3 separate regions of the Homo sapiens genome follow, and regions 1 and 2 are each linked to region 3. Evidence: chromatin loops called from intact Hi-C (ENCODE). Cell type or tissue: B cell. All regions are shown on one strand. Each heading gives the region's core, and the rest is flanking DNA. Links, peaks and the distances in the headings are about the cores only. Region 1 overlaps CCR9 (C-C motif chemokine receptor 9). Region 2 overlaps FYCO1 (FYVE and coiled-coil domain autophagy adaptor 1). Region 3 holds the start of LZTFL1 (leucine zipper transcription factor like 1).

The links. A loop is a pair of places that touch in the nucleus more often than their neighbours do. Peaks named below come from ENCODE experiments on the same cell type or tissue, not always from the same donor. Only the 100,000 strongest peaks of a DNase experiment are listed, where the experiment ranks them.
Region 1: a loop joins it to region 3, with 2.8 times the contacts of the local background. A loop is called at or near these places in 9 of 110 quality-filtered maps.
Region 2: a loop joins it to region 3, with 2.9 times the contacts of the local background. A loop is called at or near these places in 16 of 110 quality-filtered maps.

The regions. Positions count from the first base shown.
Region 1 is chr3:45,886,559-45,897,425 of GRCh38, reverse strand. CCR9 (C-C motif chemokine receptor 9) reads right to left here. Exons shown (of 3, transcript NM_031200.3): 1 at 10,771-10,867; 2 at 2,472-2,520. The coding sequence starts at 2,492. It also overlaps a transcript of LZTFL1 not described here. Among named protein-coding and RNA genes, the nearest start is that of CCR9, 5.4 kb to the right of the region's middle. In B cell, for the core only: no CTCF peak of the experiment used is centred there; DNase peaks (open chromatin) are centred at 2,975, 3,115, 4,455 and 6,825; H3K4me3 peaks cover 529 bases; H3K27ac peaks cover 3,076 bases.
Region 2 is chr3:45,926,815-45,931,814 of GRCh38, reverse strand. It overlaps FYCO1 (FYVE and coiled-coil domain autophagy adaptor 1), which reads left to right. Exons shown (of 18, transcript NM_024513.4): 16 at 534-744. Among named protein-coding and RNA genes, the nearest start is that of CXCR6, 14 kb to the left of the region's middle. In B cell, for the core only: CTCF peaks have their summits at 2,395 and 2,595 (motif pointing right); a DNase peak (open chromatin) is centred at 2,574.
Region 3 is chr3:45,838,643-45,849,509 of GRCh38, reverse strand. LZTFL1 (leucine zipper transcription factor like 1) reads left to right here and starts at 7,391. Exons shown (of 10, transcript NM_020347.4): 1 at 7,391-7,521. The coding sequence starts at 7,519. In B cell, for the core only: no CTCF peak of the experiment used is centred there; a DNase peak (open chromatin) is centred at 7,329; H3K4me3 peaks cover 1,642 bases; H3K27ac peaks cover 1,234 bases.

The sequences.
Region 1 (10,867 bases), core at 2,312-7,311, 51 kb before region 3:
AAGCCCAGGGGGCATAGTTTTTCTGCTGGGTGAGAATTAAGGACCTCGTGCTTTTGCATGAAGTTACTTAGTTAGTTAGGTTAGGGACTCCCCAGGCATATTTTTTAAGTGATTGAATTTTACACCCCAAATCTAGATTTATATAAAATTTGTCAGGACCACGAGAGGAATCCTGGAACAACACCCCCTGTGTCATGACTCACACTCATAGTTTTGCACATGCCTGATGGATCTTAGACATCAAATCCTCTGGAAATCCCTCAGTAAATGTAAACAAACCTCAGTGCACAGCCAGGGCAAGGGGCCCATCCTGCCTGTCTGTGTCCTGGCAAGCCTCTGAGCCCACAGGCTGTTGCTCCCACACAGGCACGTCCTCTTCCCTCAGGAGTCCTGGGCTCAGAAGCAGCAGCCCAGGCGTCCCAGTTGTGAACACCCAGAGCAGGAAGAAGGTCCCAGAGCTTTCCAGGGCCTCCTTCTCTGGCTCATGTGTTCTCTGGAAATCCTCAGCCAAACCCAGGCTCAAGATGCCCCTCTCTGGGGAATGGACAGAGAAAGGGCAGGGACTGTGCTTGCCAAGGCTTCCATTGTGCCTTAGCACCAAGAATGGGCACAAGGCAATGGGGGAGATGGAATAAGAGAGGGCACAAGAAGGAGGGAGGTGGGGAAAAAATGAATTTGTTATCAGCAGGGACTCTGGCAGACACCTTGGCCCCACACTTGAGAAAGTATTAAATCCCAACATTGAGACCTGGATTTCAGTGCTTTGACATTCACCCTGAGGGAGGAACCCAGCAAAGCTATGATTGCCAACAGCACCCCTCAAGGGCTATTCCTCCAAATTTCTATGAGACCTTGAACCCTCAAACCACCTTCCCCAGTCTCGGTCTCCTCATCTGTAAAAAGGACTCTGCCTTTACTGTGACGCTGAGGGAATGTGGGGCACCTGCATGGGTGACTGGCCCAGCACATCCTCAGAAAGGTGGCCACAGGGTGCCACGGCTACTTTCCATGGAATATGGGAGTCAGGGCCACAGGGGTCCCATCTTCTTCCCATTTAGATGGCGCCAGACTCCTCTGACAAGAGCAGGTCATTACTGAGGTGCAGTTTCCTTCTTATCTGGGGCTGCTTTGCAGAGTTGGCTATTATCCAAGATCCCAAATGATAAAAGCAAATGACTGGCAAGCTCAGAAGCAGCCCTGGCTCTGCTGCCTTCATCTACTTCTGTTTCCACAGCCTCAGGGATTGAAAGGTGAATTTAATGCAGGAGAAACTGAAGAGTCTACTTTTTGTCAGAATAATAGTTACTTCACCAGGACCAAATTAATTACTTTTTTGTTGTTATGGATATAGGTGCAATTAGGTAACTATACATATGTAATACTAATGAATCATTAGCATATCATAAATAATTTAGTTGATAAACTGTTTCAACCACCACTCTCCATAGATCATGGAAACCCACAATGTACTGTGAGGCAGTTTGTTAGCCCGCCTGCTAGGAAGTCTGGATTTCAATTATCTACATGTAAAACCCAGGCTTTCCCTTGGAGAAGAGCAAAATCAAAGCCCTTAGGTAATTTTATAAGGCATTTATGAATGTTACAAAAGCATGGGAAATTAATTTGATTCTACACTTAATTACATTCGGCTGTAAAAGAAAAAAAGATTCTCTGGATTATGATTTGACTCACTGATTTTTTTTTTTTTTTTTAAGACAGAGTCTCGCTCTGTTGCCCAGGCTGGAGTGCAATGGCGTGATCTTGGCTCACTGCAACCTCCACCTCCCAGGCTCAAGCGACTCTCGTGCCTCAGCCTCCCACGTAGCTGGGATTACATGCGCATGCCACCACACCTAGCTATTTTTGTATTTTTAGTAGAGATGGGGTTTTGCCATGTTGGGCAGGCTGGTCTTGAAATCCTGGCCTTGGCCAGGTGATCCGCCCGCCTCTGCCTCCCAAAGTGCTGGGATTACAGGCGTGAGCTACCACGCCCAGACTGACTCACTAATTTTTGCTCAGCTCTTGGTCTCTTTCAGGGGAATGTATACTGTTACGTGTTTTCATAAGGTCTACATAATGTTATGCAAGAAATACAACTAATGTGCCCACCATGGGTTTTTTAAAAGCAAATTACATGAATTCTCCCTTTGCCTCATTTGTCTGAGTTTTAGAACAGGCATATGGAACTAAGCACACCCTAGTTAAAGATGGTTAAAAATCCTTAGCTGTTTATAACACCACATTTTCCTCTGTCTCCACAACATACCCCAAAGCATAGCTGCCTCTTTGCATTTGCAAAACCCTCTGTGCTGGACAACAACCTACCCAGCAATGCGCATTGCCAGGCAGAGATCTTACCCTGGGAAACCACACAGATAAATCCTTCCCCCACAGTGGATCCTTCCCACACCCCCTAAAAAGGGAAGATGAGTGTGTGTTTTGAGGAGCCAGAGGAGCACGGCTGTACTCACTGTGAAGTCTGTGGGTGTCATGGTGGGTCAGTCAGATGCAAGCCTGCTCCTGGAAAAGGGACAAAAATCAAAAAGTGGACTGGCTTGTAAACGAATAGTAACAACCAAATGCCAAAAAGATGGAGATTAAATTTTAAATCTGCTTATTCTTCTGAAAAAAATATTCCAAGCAGGAGTTAGAGTCTATATAGTATTCTAGATTTCAGAATCATCTGAGTAGTCCACACAGAAATGAATGAACCTCTCCTTTGAAGTTATCATTCACTTCTTTGACTCTGAGGGTCACCTGATTCTAGCATTTGTTTTCTTTCTACTTAGACAATAATTAGTACATCTCCCATCCACAAATGAGGAATGGCAGGTGGGCTGTTACATTTTTCCCAGCTCATCCTTTCTACATTAGCTCCCTTTCCCTTGATTCAGCTTGTCTGTCAAGTCCTGTTTTGCTGACTGGTTCCCCTTCCCCCTGCTCTATCAGCTAAGGGACTCACCGAAGCTAACAGGACAGTGGTCGCTTTGAGAATGCCCTGGGCTCTGGACTCCCCAGGAAAAGGGCCTTTGAGTAACCAGGTGGCAAGAAGAACATGAGGGCTGGGTGGTGCCCACTGGGGTTGGGGCCCCTCCCTAAAAGACCCGGTGCCCCCAGAACCCACCTTTCTCCTCTTTACCCTGACTTCAGCAGGAAAAGGAAGTCCTAGGTTTGTGTACTGAAGAAAATGAGTTCTAGTTCCCTAATGCACAGGGCCTCGGAACTGACTGAAATAAATCTCGAGTTGTCATTTTCATGTGTTTTGAATTTCTTTAAAGCCCACCCCTACATAACCAAAGAAACAACAGCTTGACTGCCTTCGAGGACGAAGTCTGTGCCTGAGCTGGGGCATTTCCTTTTATACCCTTAGCGAGTACATTTCAAGGAAACCTGTCCAGCATCACACCCCAAGGTTCTCGAAAAAAATAGCCTCTTTCATAAATCCTATAAAGCCAACCTGTTGGCTTCCTTTCCATAACAACATCATGACCCCACCCTGCTTTTCTGAAAGTACAGTGGTTTCCAATGCATAATGTGTGGTAAAACCACTTTGGAAAACTGGCAGTTTCTTAAGACGTTATACATGCACTCACCATGTGATCCAGTCATCCCACTCCTAAGTATTCACCCAAGAAAATTGTAAGTATATGTCCCCATAAAGACTAGTATGTGAGTGTTTATTACAGCTTTACTCTGTGGTAGGCAAAAACTGCTAACAGCCTAAATGTCCATCAAGTAGTAAATGGATAAGTTAACTGTGAAATATCCGTCCAATGGAATAGGGAATGAATGACCGATTCACACAGCAACATGGACAAGTCTCCAAACAATTATGCCAAGTAGCCAGACCAAAGGGAGTTCATACTGTATGATTTCACTTGTATAAAACTCTAAATAATGCAAACTAATCTATACTGACGGAAAGCAGAATCACTGATGTCCTGGCAATAGAGAGAGAGAGAAGGGGAGGTGGCTGGGCATGGTGGCTTACGCCTATAATCCCAGCACTTTGGGAGGCCAAGGTGGGTAGATCACCTGAGGTTGGGAGTTCGAGACCAGTCTGGCCAACATGGTGAAACCCCATTTCTATAAAAATACAAAAAATTAGCCAGGTGTGGTGGTGTGCGCCTGTAGTCTCAGCTACTCAGGAGGCTGAGGCAGGAGGATCACTTGAACCTGGGAGGCAGAGGTTGCAGTGAGCCAAGATTGCACCACTGCACTCCAGCCTGGGTGACAGAGCAAGACTCCATCTCAAACAAAAAAAAAAAGAGAGAGAGAGAGAGGGAAGGGGAGTGTGGGAGGGCAGGAGGGCAGGTGGGTACAAAGGAAACCTCAGTGGGGGATAAATATGTTCACTGTCTGGGTTGTGTGAGAGCTTCGCAAGGGTGTATGTACGTCAGAACTTACATTCTGCATTTTAATATTTGCAGTTTATTATAATTGGACCTCAATAAAGCTGTTCAAGTAAGGCAGGAAAAAGCAAAGTACGATGAAAACCTTCTGGCACTTCACTTCTCAGTGTCATCTCCGGCTGTCAGCAGGCCCTGAGGAGGAAAGCAACCAGAACTTCCTCCTGGTAACCTCTCTGCTGGTAGCTTTTCAAAAGTGCACTGGAGTGCCTTGTGCTGTTGTAGCCAACTTGAGAGATCACTACGGACCCACGTGGGTTTTTTTTGTTTTGGTTTGTTTTTGTGGGTTTTTTCCTTTTATTTTAGCTTCAGGGGTATATGTGCAGGTTTGTCATATAGGTAAATTGCGCGTCATGGGGGCTTGGTGTATAGATTATTTCGCCACCCAGGTTAATAAGCATAGTACCTGACTGGTAGATAGTTTTTTTATCCTCACCCTCCTACCTCCCTCCATCCTCAAGGGGGTCCCAGTGTCTGTTATTCCCTTTTTTGTGTCCATATGTACTCAACATTTAGCTCCCATTTATAAATGAGAACATGTGACATTTGTTTTTCTGTTCTGTGTTAATTCACTTAGGATAATGGCCTCCAGTTCCATCCATGTTGCTTCAAAGGACAGGATCTTGTTCTTTTTTATGGCTGTGTAGTATTCCATGATGTATATGTACCACATTTTCCTTATCCAGTCTATCGTTGATGAACATTTAGGTTGATTCCATGTTTTTGCTATTGTGAATAGTGTTGGAATGAACATACATGTTCACATGTCTTTATACCCATATGTTTTTAAGATTAAATTAGATAGATAGATAGACAATTTGTATATGTATATGTATGTGTGTTTCACATACATATTTCCTGTCTCTGTCTGCTGAGAGGACCTAAAAGCAATGATACACAGCATAATTAGCACCTAGTGCCCTGATCTTGGAATCTAAATATCTTTCTCCACTAAACAGCCAGGGCTCCTTGGAGACATGTAACTACATGTTGATGGTGTTGGATTTGAAGACCAGCTAAGTTGGTCTTCAAACCCCATACCACCAACATGGAAGCAAACCAGTGTCACATTTGTCCTAAAGAGTTGAGGAGGGAAGACACATCATCTTTATTCCTGGAAAAAAGGTCAACCTAAATCAAAGAATGAGGAAGCATCAGAAAAACGCAAAATGAAGGACTTTCTGCAAAGTAATTGGCCAAATATCAAGGTCAAGTGAGACAAAGAAAAACTGAGAAACCATCTCAGGTTGAAGGAGACTAAAGAGACAGGACAAGTAGATGCAAGGCAAGAACCTGGATTTGGTCCTGGAGTGGGGAAAAAAAATAATTGTGAAGGACATTACTGGGAAATTAAGGGCATTACAATAGGTGCTGTGAATTCGATGATAGTGCTGCATCCGGATTAAATTTCCTGATTTTGCTGACTGCATTGTGGTTTTACAGGAGAATGCCCCTGTTCTTAGGAATTATCCCCTGAAGTATTTAGGGGCAAAAGAGAACAGTGTCTTTGGCATATTCTCAAAGGATTCAAAAAATAAGCAAAAAATGCAAAAAATTAATGAAAACATATGTATATAGAGAGAAGGAGAATAATAAAGCCAGTAGGACAAAATGAAAACAATGGTTTGGGTGAAGGGTTTATAAGCATTCTTTACACAATTTTTCACTTTTCAGTGAGCTTGAAATTAGATACAAGTAAGACTCACAATAAATTTTTAGAAGAGAAAAAAATATTTTGGCAATTGACCCTAAGACACAAGAAAGCCTGGAACAGGACTGTGTCTGAAATAAAAATGAGTAGCCCCAGCCTCCGGCCGTGACCTTACCCAGCCACCTGGGCATTCACCGAATTTCACTGCAGCCCTCTGGGGGCCAGGAAAACACTGACATTTATCTGAAAAATGACTTTTTTTGTTACAAAAGTAACACACGTGTTTGCAGGAAATTTGACAAATACAGAAAAGCCGAGAGGAGAAAATCAAAATCACCCGTAATCTTCCTACCCTAAAATAACCACTTTTAACTTTCTGTTGTTTTCCCTCCCAGCCGTGTTTCTATGCATTCGTACACTTTGAACTTTTATTTTCTTTTTCCCACCTAACGGATTATGAACATTTCTTTCATCATTAAACATTCTTCAGACAGGTGAAGGCATCAGCTACCTGGCATTCCGACAGGGGCTGTGCCCCAATTCATTTAAACATTCCCCTCTGTGGGGCAATTCACCTGCTTCTAACTTCTTTTTATAGTTATTTTGAAATATTTCTCAGGTGAATGAAAGATGCATTTTCTTCAGAAAGGTTGTATTCTGCCCCTTTCCTCCTAAGCCGAAGAACCAAGAACTTTCCCCAGGCAGTATTTCTGAACGGTTCTGACATCTTCAGCTCTGTGGAGTGATTGCTTCCTGCTTGGCATGACTCCAGGTGCCATCAAGAAGCCCAGTGAGCCTCTGTTTTGAAATAAGAAACTCACCCAGCAAGCAGAAAAGCAGCCACTTTGGAGCTGAGCATTACTCTTCTTTTTTTTGCCCCAGATGAAAAATGCCCAGTTGAGTTTGGAAGACCTCAACTCAGCAAATTTTATTTTATTACAGCTTGGGGAATACGGAGGTTGATTTTTGAGATATCAATTAGAAAACACTTTATATATGTTATATATATATATATGTTATATATATATGTTATATATATATTTATATAAATATATATATATGTTATATATATATTTATATAAATATATATATATGTTATATATATATTTCTAATACCCAGGGCTTATGTCACCTCCTTTTTGCTTGCATGAAAGGACTGAATATTAATCATGTAATACCTGAGAAAAATTCCCAAAGAAAGAAACCACAAAAAGAAGAAAGAATGGCTTTGTTATAGTGAGTGACAGCAAGTTTCAGATTGGAAATAGCAATAGATGGTAACGACATTGGTAAGAGTTTGGAAAAAAGGCCTCCACACTGCTGTGAGGAGTATAAATTTATGTGATCTTTTTGGAGGGTTAAGCCATATCTGTCAAAATTTACAAAGCACAACATCTCTGACTCTGCAGCGCATCTGCTTGGAATTTGCCCTACTGGTATTCTCACAAAAGAACACAAGGGTCCAGGTATAGGGATATATGTTGGAGCAGAACAAAAATTGGAAAACAACTTAAATATTCAGCAATTGGTAATATTATGACACATCAATCCAATAAACCATGTGTAGCCAATAAACAAGGATGGTCCTCATGCTGATAGAAAAGAGGTCCTCAAGACTATAAGATTAAAATGCAACATGTAGGAAGACTTATGTTGTGTGATCTTTAAAAAAAAAAAAATAGAAAAAGACATACACTGCACTGCTCACCAGCACCGAAACATTTTCTGGAAGGAGACTGAACCACTGTGACCAGTGGAAAATGAACTTTCATGTTTTCATTTAGATTTTGCAAACTATTTAAATATCTTACCAAGTGTGTAAAATTTTATTTTAAGAGCTGTCATAAAAATAACTTGTCAGATTTAAAAAAAAAAGAAGAAGAAGCCCAATGCTCTAACGTTCAGCACACCTGTTTACAAAACTCATCTAGAGGAGGAACTTGTAGCCTGCTCCAGCTACCGCAGAAAGAGCAAGTCTAGTAATTACATTCACCGAGGCTACTTTATGCAACTAAGTTGTACACTAGCTTTCTATAAAGGTTTCTCTTTATTTTTTTTTTTAAAGGTAATATATAAACACAAGCCAGGCAAGATGGCTCATGCCTGTAATTCCAACACTTTGGGAGGCTGAGGTGGGAGCATCACTTGAGGCCAGGAATTTGAGATCAGCCTGGGCAACAGAGCAAGACCCCATCTCTACAAAAAATTTAAAAATATGCCAGGCATGGTTGCCTACCCTGTAGTCCCAGCTACTCAGCTGGCTGACGCAGGACAATCGCTTGAACCCAGGAGTTCAAGGCTGAAGTGAGCTAACATTGCACTGCTGCACTGCAGCCTGAGTGACAGAGCAAGACCCTGTCTCTAAAATAAATAAACAAATAGTATATATCATGTAATATATTATGGTGTATAATAGAATGTAATATATTACAGTTTATAAAATATGCATCTGCTTCTGGCTCATAGAAAATTTGGAGAGAGCCAAAGAGTAAAAACAGGACATACCCCTCCCTAGAGCCCACATCTAGAACCTCCACAGACAGCCTTGCCATCTATTTCTCTTTCATTTTTGTCAGAATACTTCTCAAATATTTTATTCTCCCAGCTACTAAGTCTCAGTGCTTGCTTTCATTTTTGTCTTGCCAGTGAGAAAGCGGGAAAAATATAGGGGGGAAAATCCCACATATGACCAAACATACTGAGAGTGAGGACCATCTCAGCGGTCTGTCGGGAGTGGATGGGCAGTTGACTCAGCACTGTGGCAAATCTCTCCCTTGCTGCTCAGTGAGGCCTTGTTGCAGGTGCCATGGGCCATCCATCGAACCCACTTATTCAATGTGCCTTGAGTACCTGATACATTTATTTGGCTTAAACAATGTGTAAGACATGATCCATGTCCTCAAGAAGCTTGCATTCAAATACACTGAGTAAGTCATGGCTGCAAATAACAACAAAGGGAAAGTGCTATGAGTTGTGGTAGGAATTGGAAGAAGGAGGTCATGTCTTTAGCTCTGGGGAGAATCCAGGAGGGCTTCATTGAAGAGGTGACATTTTTGCGGGTCCTTGAAGGCCGAAGAGCATGGAGACATGCAACGAGGGGAGGGAACATTGCTCCAGGGTGGGAAAACATATGCACTAAGGCATGAAAGTCAGAAAGCATGGGGTATGTGCAGGGACCTGGGAGATAAAGGAAGGGAGAGAGCTGCTAATTCTCCAAAAGAGAAAAGTGCCTATTAGAAAAGTTAGCTTGGAACCTATTATTATCCAATCACTATTTTTGTATTCTCTAACATTCTTACGTAGCCAACATGAAAATCAGCATGGGGTTATTGTGCACACAGCATCTCCCCACACTTATAGCCTCTGATGCTTACAGCACTAACATCAAATCAGATACTAACATGAGTCAGGAATGCAGGTCCTTACTTTGAACTTTGTACAATTTGCTACACGGAGCTTGAATCATCTCTTACATTTTTTCATAGCTCTGCTTTTTGTTCCCTACACGAGGCAGGGTCTCTGAGCCATCTATCAGATCCATCCACTCACCATGCCTGGATCAGATGCCTGCCAACCGCCCAGCAGGGGCTGCACAGGGCCCAGGGGCTCCCAACACAAGCCTGTGAGTGAGGCCTACACAAAGAGGCTTCAGAACAGATAAGCAGATATTGGAAGAAAAGGACTCCGAAATTCCAGATGCTGAAATAGTAAATTAGCTTTTGCTCGTTCAGGAAAGGGAGTAAGGAGATGGGATCCCACAGACTGGCTGCTGCACAGCCCTTCCGGTTCAGCACACAGTGACCACTCTCTGGATGGACTTGCCAGCCGTCTATGGAGTAACAGCTAATTCAGAACTAAAGAGGGTAGGTGTGTTTGAAAAGGCAAACCAGCATCCACTGATGAGTCATTTAAAATAACTTTTTGCTTTACTCTGATCATAAAGGAGTATTTTTACAATGCACAAAAAATCCCCAAAATGCCAACATACATAATATAGAAAATAAAAACTCCTGAAGCACCCTTTCCTAGTTTAGCCATTGTTAAGTTTCTGAGATACTTCCTTTCTGACTTTTTCTCTGTAACACAACCTCACACACACACACACACACACACAGACACACACGCACTTAATAGAAAGGAAATCAGACTACACATATAATCTTCTATCTTGCTTTCTAATTGCCCATCTTTCATGGATCACCTTCCATGCCAATTCAACATAGAACCGTATCATAGAATTGGATGGCTGCTGTGTATTCCATTGTCTAGATACATCACAATTCATTTAACCATTCGCCTCCTGATGCATAGTTTCCTTGTTTCCAGTTTTTCACTGCTACAAAGAATCCTTTCCATGGGGCAGTGTCTCAGACTCAAGGACCTCATGGGTGTGTCCTTTACCCCTGGCCACCATCTTGTCCCCCAGCACCTGCTTCTCCTTCCTTTAAGGTATAAATCACAGACTGCCTTAAGCCTAAGCTTCATGTATGTGAAGGGGGAGGGAGTTTTATTACTCGCCCTACAAGAAACCTGGGTTGGGCATCACCAATTCCCATTTACCTTCCTGGAAGTTTCTAGAAAAGTGCCTGGTGCCCATGACCTCTGAACAAATGAGTGCAAGCCCAGGTTTTAGAAGCCATCATAGCAGCACACAACTGAGGGCCAAGATGACACTGGGTTGGGGGCAACAAGAAGAAGAGCAATACTCACTGTGGAGGGCGATGCAACTCTCCCTGGGACAGCAGGCACCACCAGCTCTCAGTGTCTGGGGAAAGAGCTGGGTTGCTCTCTGCCTGGGATGAGGGGC
Region 2 (5,000 bases), core at 1-5,000, 88 kb before region 3:
GGTGTCCATGTGGAATCTTACAATGGACGCCAGATGCAGCTGAGAAGATGGACTATATCAGAAGGCTGGGAGGCTTGTACTAATTAGGTGAAAGGGCGAGGCAGGGAACTGGAAGGAGAAATGGCAGAGAAAAAACAGATGGCTGAGCAGCAGGGCATCTTCAGGAGAGCAGCAAAAAGCTGTGCCTCGGCACTTGCTTCCTGTCCATGAGGGCCGTGGAGCAGGTCAGGCCATCCTCAGTTCCTTAGTTCCCATGGGCTTTAACCTCCACACAGGCAAAGGTGTCATCTGTATTTTTTACTGCTGTCTCCTCCGTGCCTAGACCTATGCCAGGCATGTAGTTAGCGCTCAGGAAGCATTTGTTGGAGTGAGCTGCCCATCCCATAATTAAGCATGTTGGCCAAGGTTACCCAGGGCTTGTCCTCTCAAGAGTCTCCGAAGTCTCCAGCCACCTCTGAGCCACAGATGACCTGGCCAGTGGACACAAACACTTTGCCCAGTCAATCAGGTCCCTCTCTGTATTTTTATTTTAGGATCAAAGTACCCCTCACAGTGGATGAGATCGCCAGCTTCGGGGAGGGTAGCAGGGAGCTGTTTGTGAGGTCCAGCACCTACAGCCTGATCCCCATCACTGTGGCCGAGGCAGGCCTCACCATCAGCTGGGTCTTCTCCTCTGACCCCAAGAGCATCTCCTTCAGTGTGGTCTTCCAGGAGGCCGAGGACACACCGCTGGATCAGTGTAAGGTAAGGCTGGGCTCCCTGCCTGTGGGCTCCTTACACACACATCTGGGTACTTGGGCAGGCCTTTCTCAAAGCAGGGCAGTGGCCATCCTATCCTCTGCTGGGCAGGCCTCACTTGGAATGTTCTGGGCAGTATCATGCAGAGAAGGCAGAGCACCTGGGCCTTGTCCAGTTTGGGGAGAGAAAGACCCAGAAGTTCTGGAAAGCTGTTCTCAAATGTCTGAAGGTCACACCTGTGTGAAACAGGTACAGTCTGCCCTTGGGATAGATGGGTAGGTGAAAGAGGAATACAGACGTATGACTCAATTTAAGGATCATTTTCTAATAGAGCTGTGCAAAGCAGGAATGGATCACCTTGGGAGGTGGTGACCTCTCTTCCTCTAGTTTTTAGCTTAGGGTGCATCTCAACCCGGAAAGGTGTCAGTAGAGACAACCCCAATGTCACTTGGGTGGTCGAGCTTGAAATCTTGGTGGCAGGTACCAGTTTATAAATTCCTAAGACATTCTAGGCATGGAATGTTGACAGTGCCCGGACTGTTGTTCTCAACCTTGGCTGCAAATTAGAGTCTCTAGGGGTGGGATCCAGACATCTCCAAGTGATTCCAATGAGCAGCCAAGGTTGAGAACCACTGGTGTAGATCAGGGGGTTGAAGCCAAAGTGGAAAGGATGAGGTGGAATCCAGACCACAGGGACAGAGGTTGGGCAGGGCTCCATGGGTGGCTGATTCAGTATGGGGCAAGGAGAAGGGAGACCCATGCCTGAGGTCTGAATTTGATGCCTGCATCTCTGCAGAGAAAGGGTGTAGAGGGATATGGGAGGGAGAGATGGTTTGCATGGAAACACAAGTTCCATTTGAATCATTCTGAGTGAAAGAAATGGTAAAAGCCGTTGGGCCTGCTGGACTGGAGCTGAAAATGGATCCTAGTCTGGGAATATGACTGCAGAAATCTCCATTTTGCAAGAATTGCAAGGATCAAGATAGGGAAAAGCTAGCTGAAGTCATGTGAAACAAGAGTTCTGTGAAGTCTTTGCAGAAACATCTAATAGTCCCTTGTGTGTTTGGTCCACTGGGTGCCCTCGAGGGGCTTGAGGCTGAGGGATGAGGAGGGCCCAGAGCAGGAGAGCCCAGCTAGGAGACACATTGGGCCACACAGCAGTTCCTGCTGTGGCGCTGGCATCCCATAGAGGAACACGTACCCGTTTGGGTTTGCTCTCCTGCCATCCTGCCCTGTTGGAATCTGCTCAATGCAGGGATCGCTTTTGTCATTTCTCTGCTTTTCAAACTCACTCTCAAAATGTAACTCTACTCCCTTGGGTTGGCCTTGTTTATTGGAATCTCATATTCTGTCTTATTTAAAACCGCTCTGCCCATCTTATTCTTTTGGGGCTTGTAGCCAGCTCCTCCTACCTACCTCTGGAGCCCTTCCTTCTTGAGCAGTTCTGAGCCCCCACCCAGGAGGTCCTGGTGCGGCCAACATGCCTGTCAGCTCCACACTAACAAACGGCAGCACTGCCAAGAGCTGCCCTTGCCACTCACCATCACGTTCCCCAGACCCACCAGGCCCCCAGCCCTGAATCCACCCAGATCAGACACCGTGAGTGTTTGTGGCAGGGAGGGAAGGGACGAAATCAGGGATCCAGGCCTTTGCTGTTTTGCCTGCCCATATGTGGCTGGGCTGTGGGCCTCTCCCCTTGCTCAGTCCCTACCCACCGAGTCCTCAGCAGCCTGGGGTTCCTGTGTGGCTCTACCAGGAATCAGGAACTTGGGGACCTACTGAGCCTTCCTCCTCTAGCTTCCAGGGGGCCCCACTGCCTTTCCCCACAGTGACACCAGGGGGCAGAAGGGGCCCGTGTACAGGATGCTTAGGTGCTCCTCTGCCTTCACAGGCCACTGTCACCAACCACAGATGGGGGTGGCTGTTATCTCTGCCTGAGGTCCCCCAAAGAGACCATGGCCAGGGTAGCCTGTTTCCAGACATGTGCCCTCAATATCTATCCCGGGGACTCCCCGAGTGCACTCCTGACCAGCCTGGGCCTTAGAGGAAATGACAGATGCAGTGCAAATTGCAGCACTCAGACTTCATGATTACGGAGGTATAGACACAAGGAATTATGCTGTGTATTTGCAACCATTTATTGAGTGTGTCCTGTATACTGGACTCTGTAGGGCCCACGGGGGATAGAAAGATGAAGGGATAACATGGGATCTCCCGTTGAGGAGCTCACTGTGTAATCAGAGAGAGACTCTAATAAATAGACATTTGTGATTCCAGGTGGTTTCATGACAGGGGTGGGTGGGCACTGTGGGTACCCCTGGGAAGGATGCCTAGCCCAGCCTGGGGAACAGAGATGAGGAAAGGAGACCCCTGGGCGATGATGAAGACCACAGTGGAGGAAACCAGAAGCAGCATTGTGAGGTGAGGCGAGGGACCTGTGGGCTTGAGGAGAAGCATCCAGGTGGATGGAATAGCACAGCAGAAGGCCAGCCCCGTTTCTAGGGGCACCTGTCAGACACTCTCCACCCTGTGCCACCCTCTCTCCAGACCCACTTCCTCCATTATAGTCATAGACTCGACACTGAGATTGGAGAGTGTGAATCTAGGGGAGGCACTTGATGAAAGAAATTATGAACCAGGTTACCAGTGTACACACCGCTGGCCTGAGGCCCAGGGACAAAGTGGAGAATTGGATCCAGACTCTGTCCTCTCTCTGGGCAGAGGATCCGTCTTTGGCCAGAGGTCGATGGCCTGTTGGGGTGGGCTTCAGAGGGAGTCAGAGGAGGAATCAGCTGACAGCAAGGACCCTTGACTTTGTTTTTTAAAACAGCTTTATTGAGATATAACTCACGCACTTGGAATGTACAGTTTAATGGTTTTTAGTATATTCACAGAGTTGTACCACCATTACCACTGTCTAATTTTAGATTCTTTCCATCACTCCAAAAAAGAAATTCTGTGCCCATTAGCAGTCACTCCCCAACCTCTGCCCCCAGTGACCACTAATCTATTTTGTGGATATGCTGATTCTAGATGTTTCATGTGAATGGAATGAATGAAAAACAGCTGGAATGAATGAAAAGGCTACAGAGTAAGATGTTTTAAAGAAATGAAGAGTATCATTTTCAAGAACGCACATTAATCTATGTTAAACATGCCCTCTTCAGGGGACCTGCCTTAAGGAGCTCTTGATGTTGCTTGTAATCAAGGTAGTGAGTGCGAGGGTGTGCAGGGTGGGCACACCAAGGTCCCCATGCAAACAGCAAGCCTTCCCCTCCAGCAGCTCCTTCCCATACACCCCTGCTGCAGTGTCTGAGACCAGGCCAGAGTTGTTAGGTTGTGGATCACAGAAACAGAACCAACCCCTCACTCTCCCGGGATCCTTAGTCCCTGGTGGAACTAGAATGTGATAGAATATTAATGGAAGTAAATGAGACGCCGTGTGCAGAAGAGGCAGCACAGAGCCTACGTGTAGCAGGCCCTCAGTGTACACTCTTTGTACACCTTTGTCCCCTCCAGCCTTGTCAGGGGCCCGTCCTACTCCCTCACCACTACCAGCTGCCAGCCTGAGCAAGCACACTGTTGTGTTAGGAACACAATGCTCGCTCTCCCTCCCATGCCTTTTTGATTCCCCTTTTGATTTCCCTTCGATCCACACGTTTGAATTTGTTATTTAGTTTTCAAATATTTTGAGATTTTCCAGAGATCTGCTCTTGATTTCTAATTTAATTCCATTGTAGACCTAGAACATACTTTGTATAACTTGAATCCTTTGAAGTTTGAGAGGTGTTTTCTTAATGGCCTAGAACAAGGGTGTCCAATCGTTTGGCTTCCCTGGGCCTCGTTGGAAGAATTGTCTTGGGCCACACATAAGATACACTAACACTAACGATAGCTGATGAGCTAAAAACAAAGACAAAAACAAATAAAAAAACTCATAATGTTTTAAGAAAGTTTACGAATTTGTGTTGGGCTGCATTCAAAGCCTTCCTGGGCCGCGGGTTGGACAAGCTTGGCCTAGAATGTGACCTACCTGGGTGAATGTGCCGAGTGCACTTGAAAAGGATGTACCTTCTGCTGTTGTTGGGTGGAGCGTTCTTTTTTTTTTTTTTTTGAGACAGTTTCACTCTTGTTGCCCAGGCTGGAGTGCAATGGCGCGATCTCAGCTCACTGCAACTTCTGCCTCCCAGGTTCAAGCGATTCTCCTGCCTCAGCCTCCCAAGTAGCTGGGATTACAGGCATGCGCCACCATGCCCAGATAA
Region 3 (10,867 bases), core at 5,333-10,332:
ATCACCCTGGGTTTTAGTGTGTTCAGTTATTTTTTTCCCTGCCCAGGTCATTCATTTCCTGCTTAATATTTTTAGCAAAGCAGTGACATTTTGGCAATATTGACTTCTAAAAGTAAAAGCTCATCTAACATTTAATCTCTTAGCGTTTGTAAGGAGTCCACATGCTGGGCTGTTTCAGGTATTGGTGCCCGTGTTTGCTATGTTCCCTCTGTCCTTTCTGCCTTGCTTCTCCCAGGCTAACATTTGCTAATCCCTGAAGGTTCAATTCAGGGATTTTCCTCAAAGCTTTCCCTGAAACCCTAAATTGAGCTAAGTGCCCCTTGCCTGGTTTCCTAAAAGGTGATCACATTATGTTGACATGACATGATCCTCTAATGGGTCCGTCTGTCCTGCTGGATGGTTAGCATCCTTGAGAGCAGGGACCTTACTTCATCTTTGTTCTCCCAACAACCGATAGACACTTTAGACACAGGGCCGATGGCCTATAAAAATGTTTGAAATCAGAAATACACAGTTGCACCTGAACAACATTGGTTTGAACTGTGTAGGTCTACTTATACATGGATATTTTTCAATTAATATATTGGAAAAATTTTTGGAGATTTTTGACTATTTGAAAAAACTCACGGAAATATCAAAAAATTCGGATTTTAATTAATGCATAAAATATATGTAAAGGTTGGTCTATTTTATAATTCACTACCCTAAAATATACACAAATCTATTACAAAAATATAAAATTTATCAAAACTTATGAACAGAAACACTTAGAGACCACATGGCACCATTCACAGCAGAGAGAAATGTAAACAAACATAAAGATGCAGTATTAAATCATAACTGCATACAATTAACTGTAGTACACTTTGTACTAATGTAATAATTTTGTAGCCACCTCTTGTTGCTAGTGCAATGAGCTCAAGTGTTTCAAGTATCAGCTTAAAATAGCTATGAGGCTAATTATCTCCACCTGAGCAGTTCATCTCTCCAGTAAATTATGTGTCATAGTAAAAAAGTGATTTCCAGCAGTTCTTGCATATTTTGTGTGTAGCGCAATACTGTAAGCCTTAAATAACATCATGGGATCCATACAAAGTGTCACTAATGATGCTGGAAGTACTCCCAGTAAGCAAAGTCATGATATTACAAGAAAAAGTTGAATTACTTGATATGTACCATAGATTTAGGTCTGCAGCTGCAGCTGCCCTCCAGCATAAGGACCATTGTAAAAAAGAAGAAAAGGAAATTCATGAAGGCGTCACTGCATCTACTCAAGCTGCTGCAAAAACCTTGTACTTTTGGTGAACTACCTTTTTATCTTGTATTAAAAATGCAGCTTTTATGTGGGTATAGGATTGCTCTAAGAAAGGCATCTCTAATATAGTTTGAGAAAAAGTGAAGTCATATATGAAAACTTAAAGAAAAAGGAAGATGAAGGATCTAAAGCCAGAGAATTTAGTGCCAGCAAAGGATGGGTCGATAATTTTAGAAAGAGGTTTGGCTTTAAAAATATCTTAGTTGGCAGCTTCTGCCAACTAAGAGGCAGTAGGTGAGTTTCAAGACACCACTAAGAAAAGTATTGAAGAGAAAGGATAGCTGCCTAAACAGGTTTTTAATGCAGATGAAAATGCCCCATTCTGGGAAAAAAGATACCACAAAGGACATTTATTCATAAAGAAGAGAAATGAGCACCAAAATGTAATAGGAAAGGATTATCTAACTCCAATGTTTTGTGCAAATGCAGTGAGGTTTATGATCAGGTCTGCTCTTGTCTATAAAGCTGCAATCTCTGAGCCTTGAAGGAAAAAGGTGAACACCAGCTGCCAATCTTTTGGTTGTACAAGAAGACCTGGACAACAAGCACCCTTATTCTGGATTAGTTCCATCAATGCTTTTGTCCATGAAGTCAGGAGGTACTTTTCCAGTAAGGGACTGACTTTTAAAGTTTTCTTTTTATATTGGACAATGCCCCTGGCTACCCAAAACCCCATGAGTTCCATGTCAAAGGTGTTGAAGTGGTCTACTTGCCCCCAAACACAATGTCTATAATTCAGCCTCTAGATCGGGGGTCATAAGGACCTTTAAGGCTCATTGCACATGGTTCTTTATGGAAAGGATTGTCAATGCTGTGGAGGAGAACCCCAGCGGAGACAACATCATGGAGGTCTGGAAAGATTACACACCACTGCAGATGTCATCTTTGCTACAGGAAAAGCCATGAAAGCCATCAACCCTGAAACAATAGCTGGAGAAAACTGTGTCTGGATGTTGTGCATCAGCCAAACAAGGAAACCATGAAAGAGATTGTAGATATGCAAAATAAGAACAGGGGCAAAGGGTTTCAAGGTGTGAATCTTGGAGAAAGATTCAAGAGCTAATAGACACCACACCAGAGGAATTAGCTGAACACAAGTTGATGGAGATAAGTGCTTCCGAACCAGTGCCAAATAATGAGAAAGATGTAGAAGTAGTGCCAGAAAACACATTGACATTAGACAATCTGGAAGAATGGTTTCAATTATTCAAGACTGATTTTGACTTCTTTTATGACATGGACCCTTCTATTATGCAGGCACTGAAACATGCAAATGGCGGAAGAAGGACTGGTACCACGTAGAAACATTTTTAGATAAACAAAAAAGAAAAAGTCAGACAGAAATTATGCATTTCCATAAAGTTACACCGAGTGTGCCTTTCTCTCCTGACTCCCCTTCCACCTCCTCCAACTCTTTCTCCTCTGCCACCCGAGACAGCAAGACCAACCTCTCCTCTTCCTCCTCCTCCTCAACCTATTCAAAATGAAGACTTTTATATTATCCACTTCCACTTAATGAATAGTAAATATATTTTCTCTTCCTTATGATTTTCTAGTATTTTCTTTTCTCTAGCTTACTTTATGGAAATAATATAGTATATAATACATATAATGCATAATGTATGCTCATGAACTATTTATGTTATTGGTAAGGCTTCCAGTCAACAGCAGTCTATTAGTAGTTCAGTTTTGGGGGAGTCAAAAGTTATATGTGGATTTTTGACTGTGCATGGGGTCAGCACCATTATCCCTTGTGTTGTTCAAGGAGCAACTGTAAATGCTTGGGCTCAAAATATTAAAAGAAACCACAAAATATAAATTAGTAATTGTTTTATGGAATGTCTTCAAAGTGTAGCATTAAGTCAAAGTAGAACTCAAACAGTAGTTATATAAAAACATAAGGGTTAAGTCATGAGAACTAAATAATTCATTCTCAAAAACTCCTAAAAGTTATATAAATCACCTCAAAGTTACATTTAACATGGGAAACAGGGATAGCTGAATATGTCTGCTGCCTTATGATATGCTTTCCAAGAGAGGGCATGTCCAGGGCCAAAAGCAACCCACAAACACAGTATCTGGAACCCAGTAGGAACTCACAAATGTTTGTTGAGATGTTCCTGTTTATCTCCAATTTAATTCTGCAAGCATAGCTCAGAGCTTCTTATAGCCCAGCCATACTATGTTATTATATAATAAATATTTCTTCCTTCAAGGAGCTTGCAACATAGTAGTTGGGAAGACAAACTCATATAAGCTGGCTAAAAATGACATTTCCGTTTGAGTTCACTTTATTTTTCATATTTTATTTATCCATCCCATTGAGAAAACTTCCAGTCATGAACACAGCTATTCATGACACAGCTATTCAGCTCTTCCAATAGGACTACACAGCCCCAGCTTTGTAGGCAAAACTTTCTGAGCAAATTTAATTTTTTGTTTACATTTTCTATGATGAAATGCAATTGGTGAACACCCTTACATTGCCAGAAGTCCATGGAAACATTTAGTGAAGACCACAGATCTAGGAAGACCCACATTTCTGAATAAGACACTCTTAAAGGTGCTCCATCCTTGTATAAGCTGTCAGTATATCTCTTTTTGTAGTTTGCCACTTGTAATAATAATAAATGTACATCTCTGGACACTTCTACTGCAGCACCTGATGAAAATTCTGGTTCCCTGTCCAAGACAACTCTCAATTTCACAATCATCACACTCATCCCCAACTTTTCCACACTCCTGTTAAAACCTAGCCCAAATTCCACTGCCTTCTGGAAGACTTTTCTGAATCTCTCCTCTCCAGCCTCAACAGAAGTGAACTATCTCGCACCCTCTCTGAACTACCCTACTACTTACTGTCTACTTTGAAATTATTCTGCAAGCTTGAATTCTCCCTTCACTTGATTATAAGGCCATTTTTGAAAGAGACCAATCCCATCTTGTTCATTATTCCCTTCCCCATTGTGTCTTGCGAGTATCCAGATTTCCATTAACAGCTGCTGAATATACAGACTGAGCTTGTGGGTTTAACTGAAATGTATATGCATAAGGGAGTATGGAAAGAGGAGCTGGTGCGTATCATCATCTTTACAATCAATTTTTCTTGTACTTTACAAGAAGGTATTCCCCACAACCAATTCTTAAAATTTTTTGAGGTAGACTTCTCATTTTGATGGTTTCGGTGTTTGTTCCCTTTGGGGTGTTGTTAATGCATTGAGATTATCAGTGAAACTAATCTATCATTTGGGCTAAGTAATTGCCAACATCCACACATTCTTAGAGGGAGTTGTATTTTATGGTGAACCACTTCCTTGCTTGACCTGCTTTAATGCATGTGATAGTGATTTCACTAATCTAGTTTGTCAGCACTCTCCAATACCCTGCTGGTCACTAGGGTGTTTTGAAAGCAACTGAAAATAGCCTCTTGCCTACTTCAGGCCTACTCAAATGCATATCTCCTGTAAAGAGCCCTGTAATCTGGGCCCTTCTCTTCTATAAGGTCTTGGCTACTTTCTCAGCAGCCAAGGTGGGGCAAGATGGGGAAGTTGAAGAGAACTTGTATGGTAGAACTTCATGCAAGAAGCCATGCTGCAAAGATCCTGTCTTCTTAAGAATAATGTCCTAAAATAATTTCCCCTATTTTCCACCTACTACCAGTTCAATATTTATCAAACTTTTCTCTTTCCCATATAACCTTTCAGATTTTTACATTTTCTGTGTATCACCTATTTTTTTTTTACTTAATCATTTTCTTCATTTCCTCTTTCTACTTAAGTAAAGCCTCACCTTAGTCCCCCTGCATCCCCCCAAAATTTATAGTGCAGGGGCAGCTGGGGCTTTCTGAGTCCCTCCACTTCTTCCCTCAGATTTTCCCCTCAGATTTTTTCCTCAGACTCACTATCATGGCCACAGAACCTTGCACACAACAGGGGTTCTGTAAATAGTGGCAGAATGAGTGAATCTGTTGGCATCCCTGAGGAGGCCATGATCAGCTTTCCATTCCTCCTTTTGCCAAGTCTAGGTTGCAAACACCCTGAAACTGGTGGTCTTAGTATGATGACTGGGAACTTATAAAGTCATAAGTCTCATTTCATAATAATATAAAAAGAATTTATCTTCATTTTATTTATGTTGAACTCTGCTAAAAGGTAAAAAATGGACTTGTGTGCCTCCCTCCAAATTTACACACACACATACACTCACACATACACACATTTTAAAAAACTGTCACAGCAATTAAAATAAATAAAAACAGAGCCTAAGAAGATCACTAGTAAAGTAGGATGGAGCTGTTCTCCCTCACGGCTCGAATTGTTTGCTTTGGTGACCAACCCGCACTAGTAAACAACCTGAAGTACAAGTTCAGCCTTTTCATGAGCCAAATTCATCACTTTTGAGACTAAAATTCATGTTCAGATTTGCTGACACTATTTAGACAGCTTATGTAACAACACTCAACTCTGTTGGGTAGATTGGCTAATGGTGATTAACCTCCTTGGTATAGAAGATTTTAGATTAAAGCAGAATTTTAAATTACAATAACTAGCTGATGGAGTTTTGCAGAACAAATTTTAAAATCCCCAAGCCACAAATGTAATATTTGCATTATACACACGCTCCTTTCATTCCCTTGAATTGATAACACTTCGCAATCACAAGATTTGGCCTGGGAGAAAATAAACGAGCTTTTCAGCAGTGCAAGCTGATGACCAACTTTGTTTACTGATCAGTCATAAAAGTTTTTATGAACTTCATCTCGCACCCACAACACCTTGTAAAGTGACCCTCTCACTATGTGAACACAACGAATGTCTACAGAGGAAAGAACCACGTATTATGAGGATTAACTACTGGAATGGAATGTGTCTATTAATAGCTCATAGTAGGCACTAAATAATGGCAACCAAATTCAACAACACTCACTAAACAGAAATGGGGAGGTGGGATGGTAAAGGGGAAGTTTAACTGAGCTTGGAAGGGGTTAATATTCAGGGTTGAGAGAATCTGCCCTTAGGAATCTTTCAAGAAGACAGGGATCCTGCCCAAATGCCATTGCAGTGCCAAGGGTAGGGAGCCTAGCCAAAGCTGAAGTTGGGCATACCCACGCCACTGCCTTCAGGCCATCATTCCGTGCATTGGAATGCTCCAGGTGACACACAGGAGAACCTTGTTTACTGTTCTTGACCCAAGGCTTGAGATCCTTCTGTGGGCAAATGCCTGCACATCACCTCTGTATCATGTGAGTGAAGGACTCTGAGTCCCTGGTATTTGCAATAATCGATCTCATCCTACACTTGTCCTTCCAAGCCAGTGTTTCTAAGAGTGGTCCTGATCTGTGATCACTCCTGGAACATCGGTTAAAAAGTGCAGATCCCAAGGACCCAAGCTAGACTTGTGAATCAGAATTTCTGGAGATAAGGCCCAGGAATTTGTTCAACAAGCTTCCATAGTAGTTCCAGGCATATGGAACCTTTTGAAATTCACTGCTCTCGGAGAAAACCCATGCTTTTTGCATTTTTTTTAAATGGAAAAATGTTGCTAGAGACTTTTAGCTGGAAATATAAGAGAAGATAATAACAACACAGTAATAATAATGGGCGGAGTCATGGGGAGGGGTCGTTTGAAGCTCTATTTGAGAACCTGCTGGCATTGGTGTTGTTGGCCTGTCTCAGCCACCCTGATGCTCAGGTAGGAACTCCTGAAAAAAAAAAATGTCTGGGCCGCGCCCTATGAGACCATTGAAAGGTCTGGGATGTCCATTCATCCTTGGGGTCACCTATGCCACAGGAAGTTCTGGACAAGAACTTCCCAACAATCCATAAGCGGACGCCACGAGGCGCGAAGCGCGTTGGTGGCCACACGCAACTCCAGGCAGCCCAACCCTCCCGCTACCTTCTGCAACTGCAGTCAGCTCCCAAAAGTGAACTGGCACAAAAAGGTGGGACTTCCGGCCCTGGAAGCCAATGCGCATGTGGCAGTCAACCGGTTACGCAATACTTCCTGTCGCGTGATCCTGAGGACCAATGAAAATGCATAATTGCAGTCCACGTGCCTCGGTTTCCGTTAGCAACCAGAGGCTTCTAAACAACCTACCCTCCTTCCCCATTTTCTGTGGTCCAACTACCCTCGGCGATCCCAGGCTTGGCGGGGCACCGCCTGGCCTCTCCCGTTCCTTTAGGCTGCCGCCGCTGCCTGCCGCCATGGTGAGTAACCGACCCTCAGGCGCCGCACCGCGCACAGGAGAGAGCGCGGCCGGGGCTGGAGACACTGAGCGGGTGGGCCCGGAATGATTACGTGGCCTCGTTGGGTCTGGCCGCACCTCAGCCTCCCTGAGAAGGGGAGCTGCGCCGGGCGCGAGAGATTCGGTTAACCGCAGCCCAAGCCCTTCTGGGGTAATCCTGGGTGAAGCCTTTTCCCAGCAGCCCAGCTCCGCCGCATCGCTTCGTTTCTCTCCTGCCTGCGGGGGCTGGAGCCAAGGCACAACTCTTAGGTGGCAGGTGAGGAGAGATAGAGGAAACTGCTGCCGGCCTAAGGTGCACGGCAGGGTTCTTAACTCTATTTCAAGAAGCTCCAAGTTTACGCACACACACACATTAACACATACGCAGGGTTCTCACTCAGTTTCAGGAAGCTCTAAGGTTTACACAGACACACGCGCGCGCGCGGTAACCAGAGGAGCAGGGAGAACGAATCCAGCTTTCTGTGTGATTGAAATCCAACTTTCTGATGTGGAGGTGACTTTAAGAATCCCAGCACCCCGTATTACAGCTGAGGAATTTGGGTGACATTTCCTTTGTTTTGGCTTGCTCAAAAAATATCATTAATCCCTCCAGCGAATATAGCATGCCATCTTAAATACCAGTCATACTTAGAACAGTGCACAGCACTGAAATGTTCAGGAAAACGGATGAAACCAGGGTTGAGAGCACCACCTGAAATAGCTACTGAAATACTTCAGCAACCAGAATTTCTATTTAGTCCACACTGTGTTCCAAGCGCTGTCTGGGAGCTGAGAAGACACCTGTGAGCTAAACAGATTGCTCCCTCCCCTTCTTGAGTTTAGAGCCTCTCCACTCATTCTCTTGATTTCCCTAAAATATCAGGAGAACACGTTGAAAACAAATCACAAAAAAATTGGTATCTCTTCCTGTTCTATCTTCTGTCATTCCTTTCCATCAGTTAACAACTGAGGCTTTGGAATCAGGCTCAGGTTCTTCATTAGTAAATTGCAGATAATAACTACACAAGACTGTTAATATGATAAGTAAGATAATGCGTGTAAACAGTGCAGTACCTGTGAAAATATTAAGCATTCAGTATCTGATAGGTATTATTAAACTGTGCTCATTTTTATCATTACAGTTTCCTCCTTGTACTTATCTTAAATTGTATATGGATTTGTGGGCATGGTTAAGAACAGGGAACCCTTTCTGGTACCTTACCCATTTCTCTTCTATCCCCTTCCCCCTAAACACACATACACAATTTGTGGTACAATTTCAAGACACTAGCTTGGCAATGCTCTGGCAGGATTTCTTGCTGTATGTTTTCAGCTCTTTTTATTATTATTTTAACGGAATATTTCTACAATAAAATTCAAACAAATTCTGACTTCCCCACTTGGATACCTCCCATTGTTTCTAACCATTTTAGGACTGATCATCATATCTACCTCTCATTTAGCAGATAGTAAAACTAATGTCATTGGGGTTAAGTGACTTGGTAACAGACTGTTACCAAGGTAGATAGTTGCATAGCTAGACCTAAACCTGGTTTCTAATCCAGTGCTTTGTCTATTATACCACATATCTACCTATTCCATTTCCTCTCTAATGATTTGACATAGATACATATAGTATATGTGTGGAAGTAAAGGTTTGTGAATAGCCGTTTCCTAGGCTGATGCTATTTTTCCTTTTGAACTCAGCTGTCCACTTTTACCCCCTTTCTTCATTCCAATCCATTTTAAAGGAACTTTTCTGTCATTTACCCTTCTCAGTTTGAGTAATTTTTCCTTCTTGGTCCTGGGACAGTCTTAACTTTCCTTGAAAGGAGGGAAAGGAATGAACAGATAGGAATTGGCCACCTGCTGGCACAAGGCACTATGCTAGGTGTTGTGCATTATAAGAAATGGTTCATGCCCTCATAGAGTTTACAATCTACTTGGAAGAGCAAGACCTGAAAAAAAAGATAATCAATAATACGAGGTAGTAATCAGCCTGTGACGGTACCAAAGAAGTAGCAGAGATTATATATGCTAGGTTTTGGAGGAAGGCATACCTATAGAGTTACTGAGGGCATATTGGGAGATGGCACAGAGTAGGTGAAACAGGTTAGGCCATGAAGGGTGGGTAGGAATTCAGTGATGTGGTGGAGCATGTGTGTACTGGCTGGTGAGATCCAATTGTATGCATTTCTTCTTACCTCTTCATTCAGTGACATTATATTGGTGGCTTGAAATCAGCCATGATGGAAGTATTTATGCCATGGAAATCAGCAGTGCTACAAATCAGGCCCCCCTACCTAGAAAACCTGCTGTTAAATATTTACCATCATACCACTGGGTAGGATTCAGATTCTCAAATAGGAATGGAGAGATACTTTAGGATCAGAGTAACATGAGTGAAAGTCAAGGCAGGAAATTTTAAGTCATGTTTCAGGACTGATGAGCAGACTAGTGTGGCTAAAGTAGAGTGTTCATTTAGTAGAATCCTGGGAAACAGGGTAAGAGAGTTTGGGAGGTTTTGGGAGAGCAAAGAGTGTAAATGTAATACTATAGACAGTGAATAATTATTAAGAATCTGGGCCGGGCGTGGTGGCTCACCTCTGTAATCCCAGCACTTTGGGAGGCCGAGGCAGGTGGATCACGAGGTCAGGAGATCGAGACCATCCTGGCTGACACGGTGAAACCCCGTCTCTACTAAAAATACAAGTAATGAGTCAGGCGTGGTGGTGGGCGCCTGTGGTCCCAGCTACTCGGGAGCCTGAGGCAGGAGAATGGCATGAACCCAGGAGGCGGAACTTGCAGTGAGCCGAGATTGCGCCACTGCACTCCAGCCTGGGTGAAAGAGCGAGACTCCGTCTCTAAAAAAAAAGAATCTGTATTTATGCTTTGTTTTTAGCAAATTGTGACATTGTTTTGTGATATTTCTAAATTGTGGGATATTCTTGCCCATACTAATGTGTGACTATCAGAGATAATATTGTCTCTAATGTAGGTAGTCAATTATTTTTAGTGTGTAATAGAAATCTGTCTTGTTATTCACAACTCAAGTGCATATATGACTGTAACCTGTTGTACTTGAGTACCTTAGAGATTTCCCTTTTGCTTCCCTTCAACTCTTGCTATCTCCATTCTATCCTCCAGACCTTAAAGACTTATGCCACCTAAACTGCTTTGTAAATCTCATCAGCAGCTTAATTACAAATCCAACTAACATGGCTGATGCCTTGCTCTTAGCTGACTGCTGACCTGCTCTGTTATTTGGGTGCTAGCCCTACCTCCATGGGCTTGCCTCTTAAATATTTGTCAAGCTGTCATCTGGTTTA